2 separate regions of the Mus musculus genome follow, and region 1 is linked to region 2. The links are chromatin loops, found by intact Hi-C in ENCODE. Cell type or tissue: heart. All regions are shown on one strand. Each heading gives the region's core, and the rest is flanking DNA. Links, peaks and the distances in the headings are about the cores only.

Region 1 (10,376 bases), core at 3,735-7,734, 120 kb before region 2:
TTTCTTAACCAGATTTGTCAGATCTGTTGCTATCTATAAACTCAAATTGTCTCTCTATCCTTATTCCAAAAAGAACCACATTGGCCAATACTTAGAATACTTATCAATCTAGATAATCCCACATTCTGACTTGCAAACCTGCTCACAGTGATTCTACTGTTGCTATCCTCTCTGTACTGTTCTGTGGGTAGGAAAGTAGCCTATCCTTTTAGCAGAATAGGGAGTTTATATATATAGAGAGAGAGAGAAAGGAAAAAGAAGAGGAGAGAGGGAAAGAGAAGATCTGGGCCATACACCTAGAATAATATATAGGTGATTAGAGGCCATGCTTACAAATATGAGAGAGGCAGGTATTATATAAAATACCTATAAAGAGCCATGAACCTTGTAGCCCTGTGTTTTTAGAGCAAATGCCTTCTTTCCTAGTTTGCTTTCTAATGCTGTGATAAAACATTACCAAAAGCAATTTATGGGGAAAAGCATTTATTTCAACTTACAGTTGAAGTTCATCATGAAGGAAAGTCACAGCAGAAACCCAATGAAGAAATCTAAAGGCAAGAACTGAGGCAAAGGTCATAAAGAAATGTTCTTTACTGACTTGTTCCCACGGCTTGTTCAACTTCCTTTCTTATACAACTCAGAACAGCCTACCCAGGAGTAACACCAGCCACAGTGGTCTTAGCCCTTCCATGTCAGTCACTAAAAAACACAATGATCCTATAGACCTGCCTACAGACCAATTTGATGGAGTCATTTTCTCAATTCAGGTTCCCTCTTCTCAAATGACTCAAGTTGTGCCAAGTTGACAAAAACTAGTAAAATAAAAATCACTGTCCAGGGACACAGAGCTGGAAACTTCAGTGACTGTCAACATCCCCAAGAAACACCACATCCGCTACCACCCACAATCCTCAGGAAAGACTGAAAGAGCCAAGGGACTCATTAAAATAGCAGTTTACTAAGCTTTCTAGAGCTCAGAGGACCCAACTGCTCCTTAGTCTACCGCACTCTCTCCAGGGAACTAGGTATTCCTCAGGGAGTTATCTCCCAAGCCTCTAGAACCTCAGTGGTAAGGACCCTTCACTGTGATCTTCACCATGCTGCCAGCTGTGACATCAGTGTTGGTATCAACTCTCCATACTCAAGAGAGCACCTATGCAAGATGAATGGTCTGTACAACAGCTGAGACCTTCTACCCTCTGGTTCTGTAGTAAGCCCCAAATAAGGGGTCAGGATGGCCAAACCAGGGCACCTCCCTCCTCAATTGGTGCCAGTGTCCCTTTTCCCAGTTACTCCCCCTGATAATAGGTCTCCTCATTCTCATTTGCCTATCTTTTCCTTTTATTCCCCTGCCTCCCCAGCCTTCTCCAAAAGCAGATTTAAGAGGTCTCCTAGCTATAATAGTTAACCAGATGCCACTTCACCTAAGTCTCCCCTGAGCACTGATCCACCAACTCCCAACTCCCTGACTTCATGCCATCCCTTTTCAGCAGGAAGTAGCCAAATATGAACCTGTGCCGATACACCCAAAGAGGTCGGGATGTTCTGTTGGAGGCTCTGGCTTGCCCACCCCCACCCCCATATGCTCTAACAAATGCCATTTCTCCCTCTCTCTCTAACTTTGCCCACTTGGAAAGCCTCTGAACAGAAAAGACACAAAAAAGCCTAACCCCACATTCCTGACAGCTGTCACAAACCCCCTCACCTAAAGTTACCAGTCACCCAAGCCCCTGTCCCCAACCACAGTCTATAAAAACCTTATGCCATAGTCTTCCTGGAATCTTTTGCCTGTCTAGTCCCCTGAGACAGGTGAACTCTCCCAGGAGCCCATACTCAAATAAATGTGCCTTTTCTACTTTTAATTCAGCTAAATTGGCTTATTTCTTTGGCAGAGAAACCCCATCAGGAAACAGCCTTGAACTCACTGGCACAGGAAAAGACTTCTGAACAGAACACCATTAGCACAAGAGCTCATATCAACAATTAATAAACAAATGGGAACTCATGACTGGAGAATCTTCTAGCAAAGAACACCATCACTCTGACAAAGTGGCAGCCTACAGAATGGGAAAATAGTTTTTTAGCCAATTCCATATCAGATAGAGGGCTAATATCCAAAAATATATAAATAACTTAAGACTCTAGATAGCAAGAAAACAAATAACCCAGGTTTTTTTTTAATGTGGTACCTATCTAAACAGAAATCTCAATAAACAAAACTCAAATAACTGAGAAACACACAAGAAACGTGTGCCATCCTTAGCCACCAGGGAAATGCAAGTCAAAACTACTTTAAGATTGTGTCTTACACCTGCTAGAATGGCTAGTAACAGCAAAAAAAAAGTGACAGCGTATGCCGGTGACAATGTGGAATAAAAACTCATTGGGTGCTAGAAGGAGTGCAAATTCATAAGACACTATGGACATCAGTGTGGATATTCCTCAGGACACTGGGAATCGATCTACCTTAAAATCCAACTATACTACTCTTGGTCATATACCCAAGAGATGCTTCCTATCAGTAAGACACTTGCTCAATCATGATCCTTGCTGCTCTATTCATCATAGTCAGAAACTGGAAACCACACAGATGTCTCTCAACAGAAGGGGTAAAGAAAATGTGACATATTTACACAACGTAGTATACTCAGCCATTTAAAAAAGATGAAATGATGAAAGTTGAAGGCAAATGGATGGATCTACGGGGGAAAAGCCTCATAAGTAAGCGATCCCTGACTCAGAAAGATAAATATTTGCTTATATGTGGATATTAGCTGTGAAGTCAATGATAGTCAAGCTACAATCCACAGAAATACAGAAGGTAAGGAGTTAGGGATGAGAGGGGACAGATGGGTCTTGTTAGGAAAGAGATAGAATAGATAGCTATGGAAGGGTTGAGTCTGAACGGGAACATGAAGTGGGGAGGAGGTTGATGAAGAGAATATGGGCCCTCCCTCCCCCACATACCTATCCTGATAGAAAGCTATGAAGGCTCTCTATAATTCCTTTCCTATCATTTCCCTGTATTCCTACACTAGGCTCAGCTGTAGGATCTTGCTATAGTTTAAGCCTCCATCTTCCTTTCCCGAATTTCCCCTATTACCAGTTTGCACCAAGATGGGGCTTCAGATATGCATTGCTTTTTCTGTTTTAATTATAGTTTTCTAATTTAAAACAATTTTATATTTAAATAACTTTTAATAATGGTTTTCTCTCTCTCAGGTCCTTTCACTGTCTTTCCCCTCCCTACCTACCCAACTTTAAATTCTTTCTCAAAAAAACCAAGACAAAACAAAACAAAATCACAATACAATTACAAGCCCCAAACTCCCAAAACAAAACAAAAAAAGTCTCCAAATAACCCATCAATCTGTAAACAAATAGAAGTAAAACAACACACCCACACACAGAAAGCTGTGGCGTCCATTTTATATGTTGGCCAACTACTCCTGAACATGCAGCCAGTCCTTGAGTGGTTGATATACCCAGTGTTGCTCTACTGGAGAAAACTGACTTTACTTCTCCCAGCAGGTATAAGTGACAGATCCGTTGTTAATCTTTACCCTTGTGGCTACGTTTTCATTCATTCATTCATTCATTCATTCATTCATTCATTCACTCATTCACCCATTTAAAAGATATAATAAAATAAAATATAATAAGATAAAGCAAAACCCATCACATCAAAGTTGGACAAGACAAACATACAGAAGGAAAAGATCAAGAAAAGGCACAACAAACAGAGACCCACTGGTTCACATTCAGGAATCCATAAAAACAGTAAACTAGAAGCTACAGTCCGGACTCAGAGGACTTGGTGCAGGCCCGTGCATGCCCTATGCATGACAGTTCAGTCTTTGCGAGTTCATATGAGCTTTGCTCGTGTTGATTTAGAGGGCCTTGGTGTTTAGTGTCTTCCACCCTCTCTGGGGTTACACTCTTTTTGCCTCCTCTTCCACAGGATTCCCTCATCTCTGAGGGGAGGGATTTTATGCCAACATCCTATTTAGGATTGAGTGTTCCAATATTTCTTACTTTCTGCATATTGTCGGACTATGAATCCCTGTATTTGTTCCCATCTACTTCAGGAGGAAGCTTCTCTGATGGTGATGGTTGAACAAGGCACTGATCTATGAGTACAGTGGGATATCATCAAGAGTCACTTTATCACGATATTTTTGTTTGTTTGGTTTTTTTTAGACCAATATTTAGACTGCTTCAGTTCCGGTCCTGACTTCCTTTGGTGACGAACAGCAATTTGGAAGTTAGCTGACTAGACTTTTCATTCCCAACTTGCTTTTTGGTCATGGTGTTTTGTTCCAGCCAGAAAAGACGTGCTGATTTCCTCTCTTGTGTATTCTCTATAATTGGGACCAATTAATTACCAAAGCCTTAATAAATGAGATTATCTTGGCCTTGTATAATACCACTGGCAATTGAAGTCATTTGTTTTAAAATAAATAGGCAATAACTGGCAATTTGTGCTTCAGAATTATCCTGCAGCTGGATCTGTTTTATCAAAGGTAAAAAGAAATCAAATGGGCTTTGTACCTTAGCCTTTTCTCAGACCTTTGAGTGCTTAAAACCAAACTTGAAGAATAAACATAGCAAAAACATAAGAGGTAAAAGGACAAACACTTTGGAGGCTCTTACTCCCAGTTAAACTAGGCCCAGGACATAAATCGGTAACCTGTTGTCTTGCTCAGAGAGACTGTGAAGACCCAGATGTTGAAACATAACCAGTATATATTCTATAAACCAGAGTCAACACGGGAAAAAAAATGTCCTCAATAATTCATTCCAAAGAATTCACATTGTAATGTGTCTTAGAGTTTTCCTGCTGTGAACAGACACCATGACCAAGGCAACTCTTATAAGAATAACATTTAATTGGGGCTGCTTATAGGTTCAGAGGTTCAGTCCATTGTCAAGGTGGGAACATGGCAGCATGCAGGCAGGCATGGTGCAGGAGGAGCTGAGAGTTCTACATCTTCATCTGAAAGCTGCTAGCAGAATACTGGCTCTCAGGCAGCTAGGATGTCGGTATAAAAGCTCACACCCACAAGGCTGCACCTACTCCAACAGGGCCACACCTCCCGACAGGCTACTCCCTGGGCCAAGCATATGCAAACCATGACATAATGGGTTGGTCTTGTAATGCTGTGTATTCTCATGCTCAATGCTGGTTCCCAAGATCTGGTTCTCCCCAGTGAGGAGTTCCTCGGGGATGAGGAGATCTTTACGTATATCAAATGATGCTTCAGATCTTTGCTCCAGAATCCTAAAAGGCCTTCCATTAGGTCTTCCCGTATAACAAAGAAATAAGAAGTGACCGTTTCCAGAAAGGAAGTCATATAAAACTACCCTTGAGAATGAACTCTCTTAAGAGAGAGATTGTTATCCTCTCTCTCTTAATATACATTTTTATATGTAAATATATATACATTTTGCACAGTTTTACACTTTTTGGGGAAGATTCCATTGCCTGCTTTTCCAGGGGACCCAGGTTCTATTCTCAGCGCCCACCTGCAGCTCACCACCCTCTGTAACCACAGTTCCTCTTCCGGTGTCTGTGGCACTGCACGACATGGTGTATGTTCATGCAGGCCAAACATACATACATAAAATATAAGTGTTAAGTAAAGACAGCTCTTGCCTCACAAGCAGCACTGTTGTACTTAATATCCTAGCCATTGCCAGTTCTGTCCGTTGGCATCAGCCTGTGCACCTCCCATGCCAGGGCCTTTATTAAAAATTCTTTCTGTCTCTGCCAGCACACAAAGCAAAGGAAAAGGATCTTCGCTGCTCTTAACTTCCACGTTCATAGACCAGACTCGCAAATACCCACAGAAGTTACATTCAAAGTGAGACTAGTATTTTATTATGGTTAAGCTGAAATAACAAAATACTATAGACAGCAAAAAATTATTTTCTCACTTCTACCAGACCAGGGTCTCACTCGCATGACCCCACTGCATCTTTAGAGACTTTATCCCCAAACTCAGCAAATCACTCAGTCACGCCTTGGTGGGAATAGCGTCCAACAGTGGCAGATCTGAACCACAAGGTGGCGCTGCTACTCAACTCCTAAACCTTGTCAGGCCCGTTTTGTTTTGTATTATTTTGTTTTGTTTTGTTTTGTTGTTTTGTTGTTGTTGTTGTTTTTGTTTGTTTGTTTGTTTGTTTTTTTTTTTTTTTTTTTTTGCTAAAACCTTCAGAATTTGAGAGAAGCTAAAAAGCTGGATGAATTTTTTTTTTTTTTTTTGAGTGATCATCGCTTTCCCAATGAAAAAGATAGGTAAAACTGAAGACGGGGACCATGTGGTTCTACAAAGACTTTCATCTGCATAAGAAAAAGATGGAATCTTTCATAAAGAAAATACAAGGATTCTGTGACATCCACTTCATACCGGACTCATATGAAACCCCCAAATTACCTGTATAATATGCTCAAGATTGAAAGATTGTCATCAGCCAGTTTGTCCAGTGCATACTTTGCAGTTATATAACACTAAGGCTGAGTTTTCTCTGGTCTATTAAGACAGGTGAGGAAGATAGTAAGACCACAGTTACATGTATAAACAAACCTGTAATTTATACAGTGTATTTATAGGCACAGTAATGAGCTGACTTCTCCAGACAACTAGCCTCCACAGCTAGCCTTCATGGTGACTTGCATTGCCTTGGTGTCTAGGTTAATGGGAAACAAGGATGAACTCCATCCCACCTGGATCTCTAGCCCACTGGTCTGCGAGAGAACCCAGGCAGTAGATCTCTAGACCGTCCTCCCTCAGCCTCAGAGGCCCCCTGGGCTTGGACACCTTGTGGAGACAAGCATGGAACAATTACTGTTAGAAATGCCCATGGACAAAGACAATGAGATCCAGAGACTCACCTAAGTTCCCTCCGTTTATGTTATGGTCAAACATCTAATCACCTTTCTTCATACACTGGCTCCCGTTTCTTTCTCCCCCGCAGGAGGAGGCTTGTTGCCACATGACAAGCTTTCTTCATAGCTTCACCCTTGACTATGATTTCCAAGCAAAAGTCTGTGGCCTATTTCTTGTGCCAATTCCCGTTGTCATGTGACTCATGTGAGGGCTTCGGACGTTTCCACCGAGCCGGTGGATTTTAGATAAGGAACTACAAGCACGAGCACTTCCCTTTCAGTTAAAATCCACTCCGCCTGGCTGATGGCATTTGCTTGGTTTTGATCATCTCCCTTCTACTCTGTCACCTCCCAAGATTTATTTCCTTGCCAAATATCTCTAAATTTTCTTGTTTGAGTTACTCATATTGCTTCTTGAACCAGAAAAAAACTAAGTTCAAATTTCAGATCTGCCAACTTGCATCAATTGTATAAAGAATTAATTTATGCCATACACAACAGCTTCTAAACACAGGCTGAGTTTCTGGCCAGGAAAAGCATTCTTATCTTAAAAGAAGAGTAATCTTCTCAAACAGGTTCCTCGTGGCTCGTCAGATTTCTTTTATGGGGGAGACATCAGCAACCTAGAATATTGTAGTGAATGCAGACCAGAAATTAACTGAGTTACTATGTTTCTAAAACACACTCAGGGTGTTGCCTCCTGTGGCCTGGTCCTTTCTGATCAAGCTCTTCTTCCAACAAATCTAAACATGGTCCCATGCCCTGTACCAATTACATCCCTCCTCTCACCCTCCTCTCGTATCAAATCAAAACCACTGGTCTCAGGGACCTATCTCCTAGTCCTTCTGGATTGTAATAGCCTTCGCCTACCTAAATGAAGATCTGTGACATGCTGAGCTGTCAGGTAATCTCAGTGACTGAATTCTGGTCCCTGACCTGGGGTGTCTAAGGTCTGACACGGTCACCTCTAACCTGAGTAATCCATAGACTCACATAGGAGCTAGATCTTAGGATAGGTTTGCATGCGGACGAGGTCTTCTCCTCCATCTCACTTTAACTACCTTGTCCCATCTATCATCTATTTGGGAGAACACAGGATATTTGAGCATACTCCAGAGTCAGACATCATGGCACTACCTGCAATCTAAACAGTGCGAATGATAAGGAGAAATCACTTTTCTATCAATTCAACACTAGGCTGGGAAAACTAACAATAAACCTTTAAAAAAAAAAGGCATTAAAGACAAGTGAGGGAACCAGGTCACCTCTCCAGTCTACAGAATAAAAAGAAAAAAAAATCAGTATTAAATCCAGTGTCTGAATGGTGGAGAACCCTTGCTCATTCTCAAAAACTAAGTACAGCTAGAGACACAAAATTAGGATCTACACCTGCTAAGGATGTTCATCAACAGTCTCCATAGAATTACAGGGCAGATTTGTTGTGACAAGACCCTTTGACAAAAAGTGTGACCTTACGTTAGTACAAACATGAGACGTCTTTAGAGTAGACTCAAAGAGCAGCCTGAGCATGACACAAAATTAGAAGATGAGATGAAAAGTGATGATCAGGGAGAAGCCAATCAGAATTGTGAGAATCAGAACAGTACCTAGAAATAGTACCTAGAACAGTACCTAGAAATAGTACCTAGAAATAGTACCTACAACAGTACCTAGAAATAGTACCTAGAACAGTGCCTAGAAATAGTACCTAGAACAGTATCTAGAAATAGTACCTAGAACAGTACCTAGAAATAGTTCCTACAACAGTACCTAGAACAGTACCTAGAAATAGTACCTACAACAGTACCTAGAAATAGTACCTAGAACAGTGCCTAGAAATAGTACCTAGAAACGGGAAAAATAAATGTTGATTTTTTACTATCACTTTGTTCTGTACTCTGCCCACAACTTTAATTTTATGATTCTGGATATTGGTAAATTAAAAGTCAACACATCAGTACTAACCATTCAAAATGCAATAGACAGGCTAATGCCAATGCTGGATTGCCTTGACTGGTTTTAAATTGTGTTGTGCTTCCCATGGCTTCCCCTCATCTGTTATAAAGGAGGTTCAAAGCAGACAATTGAGCTTAGAATTTACTTCTGATTCTAACAAGATGTGATCCTTCAGTCACTCAATGTCTTGGATTTATTCTAGAAGTACTCACTTGACTTCAGAGTGTTCTAACAGGGTAGCATAAGTTCAAAGCACCTGGAAACCAAACTGGAAGACAATTGCAAAGCTCTGAGAGTGTTGCTCTCCCCTGGCTTACTTACGAAAATAACGATCAGCAATGATCTTAGTGACGATCTAGAGAAATGCAATGAGAAGCCTCTTAGGACAGTTTGATTTGATGATTAGACCATGTCTGGAGAACTCAGTGCTGGCTCCTCTGACCACCTGCCAATATTTTGCTTGTATTGTTTATACTGACCTGTTATACTAAATCCACAGCATCTATTACGCAAGAGTTGTTACAAATAAAAGTAGTTGTAGATTTTTGTGTAGATTGCATATGTGCGTATGTGCACATATGTGCACATTTAAGTGTACAGGTAAACATGTGTGCGTGGTACATTGGTGCCTGTGGATATAGTGGCCAAAGGAAAGCTTCACGTGTTATTCCTTAGAAAAAAAGTTGTCCAAACACAGTTCTGAAGACAGAACCTCCTCGCTCATTGTCTGGAAGCTCACCATGTAGGCTAAGTTGCTAGCCAGTAAGCCCTAGAGACCAGCCAACCCCACCTCTGCTGCCAGAGCCCACTGGGTCCTGCTTTTCTTATGTAAATCCTGGGAAAACTCAGGTGGGTAGTTTATCTCCCCAGCCCTGAGCAGATTCTTATGTCAAAAACAACCAGGGAAAAAAGAAAATGATTAGAATTCAATGATATTGATTAAATGTAAGTTCCTAAAGTGTACATTTTATGATGTTAGCTCATTGAATTCACCACTATTATGTAAATTAGACAGGGGAGAGCAGACAGAGATTTTCATAAATTACCTTTTCAGATTACACACAGTTTTATGCTTAACAGTACATATGGAGCCTGTGTTGAAAGGCATGAAACATTTGATTTCAATTTTTCAGAAAATGAGTGTTGTTTACTTTCAGACGACCTGATAAAGAAATACCCCAAACCGCATGATTTCATGAATTCCTAAAGTCAGGGACAAGAAGACATGGGCGGCTCTTGGAGCTGCTGGCTAAGCCAAACCTATCTATACTTCCTGGTCTTTCTATACAACATACTTTCAACTGTGCACAAACTGCCAAAAAAACCCAAACCAAACCAAACCAAACCAAACAAACAAACAAAAACCCTATTCTAATCTAATCAGGAAACAGCACAAATTTAAATTTCTCACAAGTGCATTTTTTTTAGGACACACATTTACAATCACCAACTATTTTTTTTAAGGAATGTAGCAAAAATATCTTTTGCTTCTCAGAAATATTATGAAATCACTAATTCTTCCAAGTCACAT
Region 2 (10,376 bases), core at 2,335-6,334:
ACAGCTGAAAACAGAAGCCAATTCGGGGAGTAAGAGCTTAAGAGAAATTATCAGCGAAGGGCTACACCAGGGACGGAATACATAAGAGCAACAATTTCAGTGGGAAACCTAATTAAATGACGTATTTAAAATGAGCAACTGAATATTTTTCATGAAGAAACCCAGTGGGATCAGACTGAATAACTAAGAGAAAGGAGAAAATCGAAAAAGGAAATGGGAAAAATGGAATAAGACATAAAAATTAAGGCAACAGTTTTACAAAGAGCAGGACTTCCTCTTCCTGAGAGAGGGCAGATCAGGAGGGGACAGCTATCCTTGAAGGCAGCAAGAATGAAAGGACACATCCAGTGGTCTTTATGTTTAAATGCTTCCAAAATAATATTTCATTATAAAACAAAGCTTGAGGTTCAAATTAGAAGGGACATAGAAGCAGGCTGTTCCTTACACAGAACATACAAGAATGCAATGTTCTTCAAAAAGGAAAAACAATTCGCGGGGGGGGGGGGGGGGGGGGGGGGGGGAGACACGCTTTTCTAGTTGGTTACCTTACAACAAGAACTACAGGGTCAAAGGTTGGTGACCACATTCAAGCTCTCTCTTGGCTGGATGGCCCTAATCAAGTAAATTAACCTCTCTGTTTCAATTTGGTCACTTAGAAACTGAGAATGGTAACAATTAAGTGAGAAAAATCTATGAGAAGAAATGAAGGACAAACCAAGCAAGCACATGTGATGTTATAAACAGTTATAGAAGTTGCTATCAGTGGAATTCTCATAATTCCCAAACTCAGTAGAATGGGAGTGTTAAATTAGAAATATGGTCCTCTTGGGGGAAACAAAAATGGCAGAAGCAGAAGTACAAATTAAACCCTATGTCAGCAATTAAGTTAATCAAATAAGCCTTCAAAAAAAAGGTAATTACTTCAACAAATATAATTCGTTTAACATATATGAAAATGAATGCCACATATACGTATAGCACCATGTTCTTACAGACAAACATGTTAACATCCCACTTTAAGCTGAAAGGCTTTAGACTTACAATCCAGTTGCTGAGCACAGAGAGTGGACAGATGATCAGTGTTGCTCTTGTCCTCTCTCCAGTGTCACATGCCTCTGAGCACTCCATCATAGACATGCCTAAAAGAACAAGACATTGACAGACTTGTTCGTAGACCTGCTTTTTAAAATCCTGAACTATACATCTCAATAAGGTCTCAGCAATCATCATCTACACAGAAAGAAATCCAGAAGAATTTTATGGGCTGAAGGTGGGGATGCGAATGCTGGTATTTGCCTTTAATCCCAGCACACAGAAAGCAGAGGCAGGCAGATTTTTGTGAGTTCAAGACTATCCTGGTCTACAGACCTGAGTTCCAAGATAGCCAGGTCTACTTGACTCAGCTGTAAACTCTCATACTTCCCAAGCTGTGTGTTTGCCTTAGCTTCCTGCCCTACTTGCAGGTTTCTCTGTCACCATGGCTAAGAGCAGTAAGAAGTAACCATAACATAGACTAAGTGCTATCCTGTGTTGAAATTCCTGTGCTAAACAACTAGTCAACCAACGCTTTTTAATTCAGGACCACTCAAATGATCAAGACATACACAGAATTCAGCAGGTTTTTTGCCAGATTAAAACATAATAGGCTCCTAGCCCAAGAAAGTTTCCTGAAACCTGACAAGCTAAGTCCCTACTATCCACATTTCTCTCAGCATTCTGATCTTCCAAATTCCCACCAGAACAGCCCAATAGTCTCTTGTCTATAGGGCATCTACAGACTACAGCCTACAGCTCTAAAATCTTTCACATTCTACCTGCAAACCAATGCTAAATGCTTACAAACCACTGTTAGGCTTATCACAGCAACAGTGCCATTGCTCAATACCAATTTCCTGTTAGTCTTTGTGTCAAAATACCTGACAAGAGCAAGTTTAAAAAGTAAAGGCAAGGATTGACTTTGGCTCACAAACTGAGAACATAGCCTGTAGTGGATGGAAAAATCACAGCACCAAGAGCATTAAGCAGCTGGTCACACACAATATCCACATCCACATGGGGGGGGGTGGGTATGGGGAACCTTTGGGATAGCATTGAAAATGTAAACGAGGAAAATACCTAATTAAAAAAAAAGAAGTACACAGAAATTCATGTTGGTGCTCAGCTAACTTCTTCAAGTGCTGACAGTCCATGGAATGGGACTGTGTATACTCAAGGTGGATTTTACCTCTCCAGTTAAATATATTTAATTTATTTTTTAATTATCTGTGTGCAGATGATATGTGTCTGTGTCTGTGTGAGTGCCTACAGAGGCTAGAAGTAGTTGGATGCCCTAGAGTTGGGATTACAAGCATGTGAGCTATCCAAGTCAGCTGCGGGGAAATGAATCTGGAGCCTCTAGAAGAGTGGTGTGTGCTCTTAGCCCCTAAGCCACCCAGTTCCAAAATATATCATTTTTAAACAGGCTACATTCAATTCTACTTTTATGCACATCATACTGCTTTATTGTCTTTGTATCATTTAACATCTAAAGTCTCTTAATTATTCATTGCATCCCTTGTGACTACTCAATTAGCCATCGAAATAAGATCTTGTGCTACAAATGGAGACCATAGCACAGAAATACAATTCTCTCAGATTGAATCCTTAATTCAATCTCTTTCCATCATACTCAGAAGCAACTATGACATTAAGAAAAGTTAATCTTAATCCCAGTAAAAACTATATCTTTATTTAAATTTATCCAAGTCAAGCTTTGAACCAATCATAAATGACTTTGTTGATTTACAAGAATAAATAGCTCTTGGATTTGAGAGAGCACTCTTCCCATTACACCTTGACCCTTTCTAAAACAAATACTGTGAGAAAGGCATGGAGAAAGCTACACCAGCTTTCTTCCTTTTCAATATTTTCCAAATTTTTCATAGTATATCAGGGTTTCTATTAATCAGGGTTTCTATTCCTGCACAAACATCATGACCAAGAAGCAAGTTGGGGAGGAAAGGGTTTATTTGGCTTACACTTCCATACTGCTGTTCATCACCAAAGGAAGTCAGGACTGGAACTCAAGCAGGTCAGAAAGCAGGAGCTGATGCAGAGGCCATGGAGGGATGTTCTTTACTGGCTTGCTTCCACTGGCTTGCTCAGCCTGCTCTCTTATAGAACCAAGATTAGCAGCCCAGAGATGGTCCCACCCACAAGGGGCCATTCCCCCTTGATCACTAACCGAGAAAATGCCTTACAGTTGGATCTCATGGAGGTATTTCCTCAACGGAAGCTCCTTTCTCTGTGATAACTCCAGCTGTGTCAAGTTGACACAAAACTAGCCAGTACAGTATATTTGATATTGTTATTTAAATTCTTTTCATTACAAATAGGAGGGGGAGTAGAAAACTAGACGTACTGACCTTTTTTCAACATTTTCCTTTGTGTTGCAGAGGCAAAAAAAGTAAGTGCAAATTTTGAATCTTCCTTAACCTTAGATGATCCTGATAAGAAAAATCACTAATAAATCATTAAAATTCTTCACTGTGCCTCCTTAGGAACTTTCTATATTCTGTAACTTGAGACGTTATATTATTAAATAAAAATAGTGTTTGGTAAACAACATTGGCACTTATGACATTAAGTATACCTCTATAGCTCAGAGAAATGATGCACTCATGAACCAACTATGACTTCACTTAAACGAAGTGAAAGCAGAAGATGGAGTGCGTCTCCCCCAGTGTGAAGCTGTTGGTATCATAGGTAAGTGAGGAGCTATTGTCTAAACATAATCCACATTCTCAGCTAACAGAAAGACAGGACGATTTGAAACAGGGATATAAAGCGTGTTTCAAAGATGAAGGAAATCAACAGTATTCATTCTTTAATATGTGCATAATGTGAATGCTGCCAAGAAGATACTCCAAATCTGTTCACTACTGTGTGTGTTGGTGGGTGGGGGTGGGCTGGGCTGGAGGGGGTGTATATGTATGTAAAAATACAAAGTTTGATTCAAGTTATTTTATAAGTAACAGAAAATGACTTTTGCTTAAAGTTTACTTAAATTTTCTATCCTAGATTTTTTAATTGAAATTATTCATTGAGTTTGCATTATTTAATTTATCTAAAACATATGGTAAGTTCATGAGAAGGTCAAATGCAGGAAAGAGTTCAAAAGCAGCTGCATTTGATAATTATTGCTAAAGTCGACCGATTAAGATGTCAATTGATGAGGTTTTATTTTAATAATCTTTACATGCAGATTATAAAAGTCTGAGAAGGGGTAATATGTACTTACCTTTTACTCTACTTTTAGTATTTAACTGTACATTTTTCAGCTTGCCTAAAATAAAACAAAAATATCAAATGGGCACATCAGAATATTAGAATACACGACAGAGTGTCAAATCAAATCATATTACCTTTCATTTTCTGGGGCAGTTCGCTTGTCTCGATTTCCTCTGAATCACTACTTTCAATGTACTGTACAGAAATTTTTCTTCTGAAATTGAAAATTTCAAAATAAAATATAATAAAGCAAGATGCTTATTAAATGCAATACAGAAGTTGTTTAAGTACAATTTGCTTTTTAAAAACATTTTTCAAAAAGTCTTTTTTTGCCAAGCAAATGACAAATCTGCTAAAAGCTTTTGGTTTTATGAGCAGACAGCTACACTTATAATCTAGTACCACCATGCCTACGTTTGAGAAGGTATGCCTAGAGTTCAGTGCTCATTTGTTCAACTAAAACACTGATGTAACATTAAAACCAACAAAACCTAGCAATATGGAAGACAGTAGGTGACAAGTCCATGCAGACTGTTAAGTTCACAGGACATAAAGCAGGGACTGTGAGAGCCTCTGTCGTGTGAGGGGAGTGATGACAGGCAAGCACTAGCTTCCGCAGAGAAGAAAGAAACACTGAATAGTCAGCCCAGGAATGTCTACAACTGATTCTAAAAATACTCAAGGCCCAACTGGGGCATACTCTACTGCTAAAGGAAGACTGAGAAAAACCAGAGAGAATGAGAAGCTCAGCTTAGGACAAAGAAGAGTTTCAGGTAGCCCTACTCTCAGTTCAAGGTTATTAATTTATAAGGCAGAAAAGGAAGGGAAGGCAGGCAGGCATCTGTAAAGCCAATGTGAAGAGCATCTGTGCAAATCCTCAGACAGAGTCAGGGGCCAAGTCCAAAGACAAAACAAAAAATAAGGCAAACACTGAAAGTACAGGCAATACCAGACTTATCATTGAGAAGTTTACAGTTCAACGAGACAGAGATGTGAAGACCCATATTCCACATTCATATTTCTCAGTATTTGGCTGTAGCACATACAAGTCATTTAAAAAGACCTATGCTGAGATAGCAGCTTGGGCAGATCGACAGGTAAACATCTTCTCTGCATCACCCAGAACAGGTGTAAGGGAACTATCATCAGTCCTAGAACGCAGAACACTCCTAACAGGGGGTGGCTGTTGGGGAAACTTTGATGAGGAGCACACAGTATTCTAAGTGGTAGACACAGGGTCTGGATCATGGACTAGAGTAAGTCTTACTAGTTCCCAAGTAGTAGGATGTATAGTATCAAGAACTTTAAACAATGCCCACAAAGCAGCCTCCAGATGCAAGGCAAACAACAGAAGGATCAGCTAACCCAGGAAACAGAATCACAAAGCCACTTCTATCCCCAGAAAGCCCCAGCCCAAATAGAGAAGCAAGCATGGGCCAGTGTAGAGATCGGATAATTACTTACACACATGGAAGTGTTAGTTCAGACATATACCATCGTGCACTCAGGGATGTGAGCACATAGAGAAAATACCTGTATATACTAAAGTGACGTCATGGCATGCAGCACGTGACTGCAAAGAGTCATCAAGAGAACATACACAAATGGCTTTAGAGGAATAAGCAGATTCACTGGGCCTGCCCCGGCCTTGTCAACACGCAGTCATAACTCGTGGGGTCCAATTCCTCCCCGCTGAATTAGTGGGAGAGAGAGTTTGATTGTGTACCTACTTATACACCTACCAAGTTCCAACCAGTGCTTCAAACTCAAAGATGGTACAGGGTACAAAGATGGCCCTGCTTAAACTTAATGGATCACAAAATAAAACAAAAAATCATGAATGTAGGAAAAAGATTCTTGGGCAACTGGGATGTTAGCAGGAATGGGAGAGAAAGTGAGGCAAAAAAAAAAAAGCAATGAGAATGTAATTTTCATACATATATGTACATATATATATGTATGTATTATGAAATTGTCAATGACCAATTTCAATTGTTAAAAACTAATAAGGTGAATAGTAGCTAAGAATGACAGCATTGATTTCTGGCCTCTATTCTCATTCTCTCTCTCTCTCTCTCCCTCTCTCTCTCTCTCTCTCTCCCCCCTCTCTCACTCACTCACTCACACACACACACACACACACACACACACATGTGCACAAATCTGTAACATACACAAGTAGATACATAGAAAGGTGAACAAATACACACACACAAGAAAGGAAAGAGGAAGGAGAAAGAGAAGTAGTGTCCAGAGCAGCAGGAGCAGCCACGATGAAGAGAAAGGCTCCCAGGGGCACAGTCAGCCCAAGGCTGGTGAAACGTCCTGTCAGCCTGACACTGGGATTGCTTGAACTATGTGTGTTTCTTCAGCCCTTTCTGTTTTCATTCCTGCTTTAATTGAAGCTACCCCATCTCCAATTCCTTCATTGTTCACTCTTCTGTGTTAATCACCAGTCTCACTCAGAAGATTACTTTTCATTCCAACTCTAAGTGACTAATATCTTAGTATACAATGCATCCTATTCTGCAAAATTATTGGAGTTAAAAGGGGTTATTTTTTATTGATATTACTGTATTTTTCACTGTAAGCCTATCCATCAGTTGAGAGTGCATCTATAGTTCATATTCTAGCCTAAGAGTAATGCTGGAGACAGTAGCTGCTCCCTCAGCAAAAGCTTGGTGGGAAGGAATGGCACAAACAAACAAACAAACAAACAAAGACCACAGCTTAATCCAACTGTCCACTTGACCTACTTGACCACTGCAAATACTTCAACTGAAACAGTATGATCAAGCCAATGACCTTGCATAAATCCTATGCCGAAATGCAAACAATCAAAGAAAGATATCTTCAAAACTATCAACTCCATAGCAATGGGTCCCAATGCAAGGGAGTTAGAATGAACTCTAAGACAAAAGATGCAAAAGAATGACTATCAAAAGCATTCAGTGAAGTGGGGGGACCCTCTAGAAAGTATCAGGGTCCTTAGATGAAATGCCCAACAGTGGGGAGAGGGAACTCAAAGAGTCCACCTCCAGTAGATAGACAGTACCTCAAGTGGAATGGTGGGGTTGCCGTCCCACAGTCAACATTTCTGACCCAGAAGTGTTCCTGTCTAAAAGAACTACTGGGACAAAAATGGAGAAGAGACTGAGGGAAAGGCAGTCCAATGACGGGCCAACTAGGGATCCATCTCATGGAGGCACACTATTACTGATGCTATGGTGTACATTGTATACACACCCAACCAATAGATACTTACACCTAGCCATGGGTCTGAAGTCAGGGTTGATTAGGGGAAGGACGGGAGAAGCTGAAGAGGATGGCATCCCCATAGGAAGACCAGCAATCTCAACTAACCAGGACCCCTGGGAGCTCCTAGACACTGAGCCACTAGCCACTAACCAGGAAGCATACCATGGCCTGGTCTAAGCTCCCCCCACCCTCTACCCCACTAACACCCCCCCCACGCCCCGTTCTGAGAGGCCCCAGGGAGAGAAGAGGCCTGGCAGGGAAGGAGGCAGGGGGAAGGAAGAATGGGATGAGGAACTGTGGGAGGGGGGAAAAAGAAGGGGGGACAATGGCTGGACTGTAAATAAAATAATAAATAAAAAACAAAACAAAACAAAATCAGTGAAACAAAAACATTCAATGAAGTTAAAAGACAATGTGAAAAAGCTTCCAAATAAGCTCAAAGAGAATATAAAGAGTAGACTGAAATCAAGTCAATACAGAGCATGAAAGAACGATTCAATGCATAAAAATACTGAAAAAAACTCAACCCAAATAAAAACGTCAATAAATCCAACCAAAAGCTTGCTGGAAAGCCCCTCCAACAGATCTTGTGAAGACAGAGTACAAGGGCTTTAGAACAAAATAGACAAATCAGAACAGTCAGAAAATGAATGGAAAAAATAGTAAGAATGAACACACATCGTCTATGATACACCATGAAAAGACCATTATCTACACAGTATGAAAAAAGACAAAAGAAATTCATTTTGAAGGCACAGAAAATAAAATCCTAACAGAAATGCCAACCCCATACAGAGAAGACATTTAGAATACCACACAAGAGAAAGGAACACCTCCATGGCATGCTGCAGTTAAATTACTGAGCACAGAGAGCCAGGAATAATAAAAGCTGCAAGAGAGAACTACGAGTCACAGATAAAAGGAGATCCGTCAGAATGACAAACTCATGAGCAAATCCTCTAAAAGCCAAGAAGGCAGGAAACAGGGTACTTTCAAGTTCTGAGAGCCAATAACTTCGAGCTCAGATTATTATATCCAGGAAAGCTATTCTTCCTAATTGAAGACCTTCTCATGATGAACATAAAGCAAGGCAATTAATGACTACTAAGCCAACCTACCGAAGATAATGTGAAAGGCCTGTACACACGCAAAAGATTAGGCCACGTAAGGTTGTAGGAAAACAAAAACTACACCAGAAGACCGAGGGACGAACAGGAAAGTGCGACAGACCACAAACAGTAAGAAGACCATATTAAGCCAGACTAAATAAATGTTCTCTTACTTTGTGGACCTTAAGATTGCACAAAGATACATATTGCCATATATACTCAAAAATTCTCCACACATATAATGTCACAGCAAAGGGATACTGAAAGAAAAGAGATTAGAGTAAGGTGGTGAGGAGAGCAGAGAGAGGAAGGAGAGGAAGATGGACAGGGTATGCAGGATGAAGATGGTCTGACAAAAACTGTATTTATAAAGCCTACCAATGATTTCAATAAAAGAAATTAAAGAAAAAACTTAACAGAACCTTTGAAAATTGGGTAATAGGAAAAAAAAAAGAATCTTGTCAAAAAAGGGAGAATATGATTATTTCATAAAATCTAGGTAGTAAGTGTTTAAGAACAATGGACTTTGGAATTAGACTACTAAGATTCAAATCGTCATTCTACTAGGAACTTGATATGACTTTAGGCAAATCACCAAACTATGTCTGTTTCCTCACTTGGAAAATAGGAATAAAAATATAACCCACTGTATAGCACAAATGTGACAGTATTCAAAAGTCCTAAAACTATTACTATTTGAAGAGTAAGCATAGCTGTATTGGCTATAATAGATGCAACTGGCTGCTGTGTCTAAATTTTCCTTGTTACATAACCCATTTCCTTTTATCTGATCTATTCTATCTAATAGTGCTATATTGCATAGGCGTATAATTAGTTCAGTTTTAAGATTCAGCATTTACACAAGAAGGAAGCTGGGGCCAGTAATGGCATACACCTTTAATTTCAACACTTGGGAAGCAGAGGCAGGCAGCAGATCTCTGAGTTCAAGGCCAGCCTGGTCTACATAGTGAGTTCCAGAACAGCTAGAGCTACTTAGAAAAAACCTGTCTCAATAAAACAAAACAAAACCAACATTAAACAAACAAACAAACAAACAAAAACAAAAACAAAGGAAACTGGGCTAGAGATGGCTCAGGGATTACCAGCATGGGTCCTCTTCCAGAGGACCTGAGTTCAATTCCCCATACCCACATAGCAGCTCACAATGATCTGTAACTTCAGTTCCAAGAGACCCAATGCCCTCTTCTGGCTTCCTGAGCACCAGGCACACATGTGGCACACAGAAGACATGCATACAAGCAAACATACATATAAAACAATAAAATGAAAAGGGCTGGAGAAATGGCTCAGTGGTTAAGAGCATCCAACTGCTCTTCCGAAGTTCCTGAGTTCAAGTCCCAGCAACCACATGGTGGCTCACAACCATCCGTAATGAGATCTGACTCCCTCTTCTGGAGTGTCTGAAGACAGCTACAGTGTACTTACATATAATAAATAAATAAATCTTAAAAAAAAAAGAAAAAAAGAATTTGCTTTCTAAAAAAATAAAGAAAAAAGAAGAAGGTAATGAACTCTTACTGTCTCAACAATTTAAAAAAATAGGTCAAAAAAATAAGGAGAAATTAGCAGTAGTTATTAAAAATTAGTAAGTCATGTATTTTATAGATTATTACTACTTTCACTTTTTTTTAAAGATTTATTTCATTTATATGAGTACACTGTAGCTGTGTTCAGACGCACCAGAAGAGGGCATCAGATTCCATTACAGATGGCTTTGAG

Evidence for each region. Hi-C counts contacts between places; a loop is a spot of excess contacts. Peaks named below come from ENCODE experiments on the same cell type or tissue, not always from the same donor. Only the 100,000 strongest peaks of a DNase experiment are listed, where the experiment ranks them.
Region 1: a loop joins it to region 2, with 2.8 times the contacts of the local background. A loop is called at or near these places in 8 of 42 quality-filtered maps.

What each region holds. Positions count from the first base shown.
Region 1 is chr3:20,194,793-20,205,168 of GRCm38, reverse strand. No RefSeq gene overlaps it. Among named protein-coding and RNA genes, the nearest start is that of Gm31320, 22 kb to the left of the region's middle. In heart, for the core only: a CTCF peak has its summit at 6,054 (motif pointing right); no DNase peak of the experiment used is centred there; H3K27ac peaks cover 543 bases.
Region 2 is chr3:20,076,859-20,087,234 of GRCm38, reverse strand. Hltf (helicase-like transcription factor) reads right to left here. Exons shown (of 25, transcript NM_009210.3): 11 at 4,404-4,483; 12 at 4,280-4,324; 13 at 3,405-3,485; 14 at 1,042-1,139. Among named protein-coding and RNA genes, the nearest start is that of Hltf, 24 kb to the right of the region's middle. In heart, for the core only: no CTCF peak of the experiment used is centred there; no DNase peak of the experiment used is centred there; H3K4me3 peaks cover 289 bases; H3K27ac peaks cover 2,324 bases.